2 separate regions of the Homo sapiens genome follow, and region 2 is linked to region 1. A link is a contact called in ENCODE Hi-C or POLR2A ChIA-PET data. All regions are on one chromosome and are shown on one strand. Each heading gives the region's core, a stretch centred on a gene start or an enhancer-like site at or near the end of the contact. The rest is flanking DNA. Distances are from core to core; before and after follow the strand shown. Region 1 holds the start of OTUD3 (OTU deubiquitinase 3). Region 2 holds the start of ECE1-AS1 (ECE1 antisense RNA 1).

Region 1 (2,864 bases), core at 195-2,694:
GTACGCATCAACAGTGGATTAGATAAAGAAAATGTGGTATATATACACCATGGAATACTATGCAGCCATAAAAAAGAACAAAATCATGTCCAGGAAGAGGGGAGAACAGCAACATGGATACAGCTGGAAACCATTATCCTAAGTGAACTAAGGCAGAAACAGAAAACCAAATACTGCACGTTCTTATAAGTGGGAGCTAAACATTGGATACACATGGACACAAAGATGGGAACAATAGACTCTGGGGAATACAAGAGTCGGGAGGCAGTTGGGGGAAAGGGTTGAAAAACTACCTATTGTGTATTGTGTACTTTGCTCACTACCTGGGTGACAGATTCATTTGTACTCCAAACCTCAGCCTCACGCAATATAGATGGGGTTTCACCATCTTGGCCAGCTGGCCAGGCTGGTCTCGAACTCCTGACCTCAGGCGATCCCCTGGCCTCGGCTTCCCAAAGTGTTGGGATTACAGGCGTGGGCCACTGCACCTGGCCTCAGTTTTTGTTTTTGTTTTTTTGTTTGTTTGTTTTTTGAGATGGAGTCTCGCTCTGTCCCCCAGGCTGGAGTGCAGTGGTGCAATCTCGGCTCACTGCAAGCTCCGCTTCCCGGGTTCATGCCATTCTCCTGCCTCAGCCTCCCGAGTAGCTGGGACTACAGGCGCCCGCCACCACGCCCGGCTAATTTTTGTATTTTTAGTAGAGACGGGGTTTCACAGTGTTAGCCAGGATGGTCTCCATCTCCTGACTTTGTGGTCAGCCCGCCTCGGCCTCCCAAAGTGCTGGGATTACAGGTGTGAGCCATCACGCCCAGCCTGGTCTGTCTCAGTTTTAAAACGGAAAGTCCTGCATCCCAAGAAAACCTCTAGTCCAGGCAAACCTAGGTGGGTCGCTCTAGGATGGAATTAGGATTTCCAGTGGTCTTGGACAGAAGGGCGACCTCTCCCTTGAGTTACGAAGGAAGGCGGAGAGATGAAGGGCAGGATTAAATAAACAAGTATGCGGGCTTTGGAGCCAGGGCAAAGCTCTGCCTTTTAGCTGTGTGATCTTGAAATTATTTAACCACTCAGATTCAGTTTCCTGTAATTTGGGGATAATTAAACAAGAATGAGCCGTGTGAAAGTGCCTATCCAACTGTAGTAGGCTCGCAGCAAGAGTTTAAATCGTTTTTATTCATCTCCGGTCCTAACTTTTGCCGCTGCTCTGTGTTCCACTCTTCTATCATCTTTAATTTCTCTGCTTGACTTGTTCCTGCTTTGTTCTCTCTGGTCCCTCTCCGGTCGCTCCTGCCACTCACGTTGAGTACCATCCACCACTAGAGGGCGGAATAGAACAAACCAAGATGGGTGCCCCTCCAGCTCTCTATGGCGTCTGCTCGCCGAGCCCCGCAAAAGAGGCGGGGATTCCATCATGTGACCGGGGTGCTGGGCGCCGGCGCAGGCGCGGTTGCTGCGTAGTCGTCGCCGGGCTCCGTTGCCCGCGCTGTTTTACCTTCCCAACGCTTGAGGCGGACGCTGGGGGGTCCTGCGCCTTTCCCTCCTGCCGCTGGGGACTGCAGGCTAAGGCCATGTCCCGAAAGCAGGCGGCGAAGAGCCGGCCGGGCAGCGGCAGCCGGAAAGCCGAGGCCGAGCGCAAGCGGGACGAGCGGGCGGCGCGCCGGGCCCTGGCCAAGGAGCGGCGGAATCGGCCGGAGTCTGGCGGCGGCGGCGGCTGCGAGGAGGAGTTCGTCAGCTTCGCCAACCAGCTGCAGGCCCTGGGGCTGAAGCTGCGGGAGGTGCCGGGGGACGGGTGAGGCGGGCCGGGAGCGAGGGAGGCGGCGCCGGGGGACGCGCCGGGCTCGGCCTGGCGACCGTTGCCCGCTCGCGTCCATCCATCCATTCATTCGGGCGGCCCGGGCGCCTCCCGCGAGCCAGCCACGCTCCGAGTGCAGGGCGTCCAGCTGCGAGTGAGGCGGACAAGCCCCTCGCCCCGAGACGCTCGCGGGGATCCCAAAGGGTCCTAATCATGGCAGACGCCGCGAGCGAAATAGAAAGTGGGTGCTGAGACCGTATATGGGAGCAGGGCCACTGGATTGTGGCCAGGAAGGGCTCTCTCAAAGGTGACATTTAAGCTGAGTTCTGAAGGAATGAGATGGAGCCAGGCATTGGAAAAACAGTTATCATGACGATAAGACCAGTTGAAGGAGTTTGAGTAAGCCCCACTTGGTAGAACGCTTTGCCTCCTTTGAGTCCTTGGTTTTTGGGTGGTGCCCCCATTTACATTTGTGAAATTAGGTCGCCTGTTTACTGAGCTGAAGGCAGCTTCTCTAATTCTTCCTTCCATGGGCCTCAGTTTCTCTGTAAGCAAAGGTGCTTCCCCAAGCTTTCTTGGGACTTAGACTGGATCCAGGTCCAGCTTTCTTTAGGGAACGCGGAGGGGGAGAGTGGGGAGGAGGAAGAAAATTAGCTTCAAGAAAGGGGATATGGCTCCAGGAACATGGATGGAAGAAGGAAAAGGGTCAGGAAGAGGGGAGAACAGTTAGGATCCCCATTGCAGGGGCAGGTAAAAAGGGGTCTGGTTGTCAGCTGTGTCACTTTGGAAGAGAGAGTGTTAATAACAGCCTGGCTTTTGTTTTTTTCCTCCCCGTATTTGAGTGCTCAGATCCTGCAGAGGGAAGACTAAAATGAAATTAAAGACCATAAGGAATTGCCTTAGTTCATTATTATTGTTATTTTGTAGAGACGGTGATTTTGCTGTGTTGCCCAGGCTGGTCTCGAACTCCTGGCTTCAAGCGATCCTCCTGCCTCGGCCTCCCAAAGTGCCTAGATTACAGGCATGAGCTACCACCCCCGGCCAGGAATTGCCTTAGATATTAACTGCAGAATAAGG
Region 2 (2,864 bases), core at 102-2,601, 1.4 Mb after region 1:
GCAACACGGACCCCATCTCTACAAAAAGAAAATATATATATATATATTTATATATTATATATTTTTAATTAGCAGGACGTGGTGGTATGCGCCTGTAGTCCCAGCTACTTGGGAGGCTTAGGTGGGAGAATCGCTTGAAGCCAGGAGGTGGCGGCTACAGTGAGCTGTGATTGCACCACTGCACTCCAGCGTGGACGACACAACAAGATCTTGTCTGAGTAAATAAATAAAATAAAAAAAAATTCTGATATTACCACTCCCTTGCTTAAAAACCCTCCACTGTCCTGGAATGAAATCCAAACCCTTCACCAGGCCCCATGGCCCCTGCCCACTCTGGGCCCTCATCTTGTGCTGCCAGCGCCCCCTCCCCCACCAACCTCCTCACACAACTCCTCAGTTTCTACAAGTTTCTTCTTCCCCCAAGACCTTTGTAGCTGCTGTTGTCTCTATCTGGAACATTTTTTCCTCCTCTCTACTCTTCCCATGGTCAGCTCCAACTTCAGATCTCAGCCTACCAGCTCCTCAAATGTCCCAGGAACCCTAAGCAGTCCCCCAAATTCTCTGTTACAGCATCCTGTTTGTTTTCCTTTACAGTACTTGTTGCAGACTGTTTTGTTTCCATGTCTTTATCATCACTGTCTCTGTCCCTCTCCAGAATCCACAGCTTTACTGGGGCTGGGACCTTGTCTGGCCTGTCCAACAGAGACTCTCCATCACCCGGCACAGAGTAGGTGCTCAACAAACGGTTGTTAAAATCAAAGGGGGGACAAGTAGAGGGGAAGTGCCTTCAAGTTCTCAAGAACTCTCCTGCATCTAACTTCATAATGCCTACAGAAACAGGGAACACATCTAAAGGTCACAGGCCCTGGGGAGGCAGGGTGCATGGGAAAGCTCTGAATTCTGGAGACTTCTGCCTCACTCCCACTGGGTGGAGGAGTTTCCATTACCCATCCCAGAGAGAGAGGGGACTCTGAGGCTGCTTCACTTACTGCTGGGTTGCAGCTGGGCTTTTTCTAGAACAGGACACTTGGTTACACTACGTTACCAGGTGTCGATTGCCAGAGGAAAAGACTTTTGAAAAAGAAGTTCAGTTCACAGAACATCTCCCCGGGGCATGTGGGTGGTGTAAGGGATTCACCCGGCTGGTGTACGGGATTTGTCAGTTCTTTTATACCATCTCTTTTAAGCTTCTCACCCTTCCCTCAGAAGCAGGTATCACTGGTTCCTTTTACAGAGAATGAAACTGAGGCTTGGGGAAGTTAACTCGCCCAGGTGTGGTTAAGCGATGGCTCCTCCTCCTTCTGTCTCATTTCAGAGATTTCCCCCTTCTGGCAAGCTCTCCTGACCACCCTCCAGGGACCCCAGACAGCATTTGGTCCCTGGCTCTGTGTCCCCACACAGCCACCCTACCCCATGCTGCCTTTTACTGAGGCACACAGCATTTTAGACAGGAGAACCCTGATGGCAGAGGCTGGGTCTCACGGGACCCTGTCTCCTTAAGGGCTTAGTCTGGGGCTGGAGCCTCTACAGATGTTTGAGCAAAGGCGGGAGGCAAGGGAGGGAGGCCGGAAGCCACCCCAGGGACTCTGATGTCCACCCTGCGGCAGCCTGTCTGTGGACAGATGATGCAGGAAGCTCACGGAACTCCCAAGCAGAAATCAGCAGAGATGGAGCCTGGTTATTTTTCAGCACACAAAAGCCGAGGGCCCCTTCCTGAGATGCCTGCCTCAGCCCGGTAGTGAAACTGAACCCACCTCAGACGGGAAAGGCTTGGCGGGCTCTGCTTGGTGGGAAGTCCACAGTGGGTGAGTGACATTTCAACAGCTGCCTGGGGCCCTTCGCCCAGGGCCTTCCATTCACTACCCCAATGGCTCCCCACACCCACCTAGAGCCTCAGCCTCACAAGTACCGCTTCCAGCTTACAGAGAGGGGGAGGGGCCTAGACAGACCAAAAACCAACCATGCCACTTGACAAATTCTCTCCTAACCCCACAGTGCCTCGTCCCTGAGATGAGAATCATCACCTCCGCTTTACAAATGAGATGACCAAGGGTCAGAGAGGAGAAAGGACCTCCCCCCAGCCCTGAGTCACCTGCCTGGAGACTGAGGGAGCCATAATGCGAATCTTCCCCTTGCCAAACCCACTGACTCCATTACGCTGCCTCCAGAGAACCCGAGCCCCGCGGCGAGAAAGTGGTAGAGCTGGGCCTCGAACCTGGGTCCTGGACTCTTGGTCCTGTGCTCCTTGTGGAAGATGGAACTGCTTCTTCAGGTGGGAACCTCACAGAGTCTGGGTGCCCTGGGCAGACTGAGGCTCTGGGCTGACAGGGCAGCCAGCACTTATTCTCCCTAATTGTCTCATTTGCAGTTGTGGGTGCCACGCCTGGCCCCGAGTGTGTTGGGGAAGGTAAAGAACCTCCACTTTGGTCTTCTCAGTTCCCTTCCTGGCACTGTGCAGCCGTGGAGGAGAAATCTGGGTTGAATCTGGGTCTAGTGTTCAAGAGGAGGGCCTGGCAGAAACCAAGAGTGAAGGGGTGGAACCACAGCTCCCTGTGGACTGCCCCGTCCTCAGTCCCCGGTGCCCCAGCTGCACAGAGGAAGTGATGACAGCCAGATGAAGGTGCAACAGTGCCCAGCTCTGGAAACTCCACCCTTGTAAATCAAAGGCCTGTGGTGAGCAGAAACGAGAAATATAAACACGCACAGGTTTCTGGCGACAAAAGCCTCCTGGCCTGGTAGCACCTGGGCATGACCCCCTTTGCCCAGACGACATTAGTCACTCATATGGCTCTTGCGTTTGGTTGGCCAAAGGCGGGGGATTGTTAAGTCATCTTGGGGTGATGAGGTGGAAAAGGGAAGCCCCA

What was found. Hi-C counts contacts between places; a loop is a spot of excess contacts on that map. ChIA-PET counts read pairs that join two places held with the same protein, here RNA polymerase II (POLR2A). Pooled maps may share reads with other maps.
Region 2: a loop to region 1 is called in a pooled map, with 10 times the contacts of the local background. The contact joins the promoter of ECE1-AS1 here to the promoter of OTUD3 in region 1. A Hi-C loop is called at or near these places in 2 of 37 single-sample maps with no recorded cell type and 9 of 50 pooled maps. POLR2A ChIA-PET finds 5 or more read pairs at or near these places in 1 of 52 experiments (activated CD4-positive, alpha-beta T cell).

What each region holds. Positions count from the first base shown.
Region 1 is chr1:19,880,951-19,883,814 of GRCh38, forward strand. It overlaps OTUD3 (OTU deubiquitinase 3), which reads left to right and starts at 1,445. Exons shown (of 8, transcript NM_015207.2): 1 at 1,445-1,784. The coding sequence starts at 1,564. All of the region lies in intron 1 of LOC105376823 (a long non-coding RNA gene), which reads right to left. RefSeq lists an enhancer at 1,229-1,278 and a silencer at 1,649-1,988.
Region 2 is chr1:21,291,939-21,294,802 of GRCh38, forward strand. ECE1-AS1 (ECE1 antisense RNA 1) reads left to right here and starts at 1,352. Exons shown (of 3, transcript NR_038404.1): 1 at 1,352-1,805; 2 at 1,996-2,272. It also overlaps a transcript of ECE1 not described here. RefSeq lists enhancers at 1,299-1,388, 2,230-2,864, 2,769-2,864.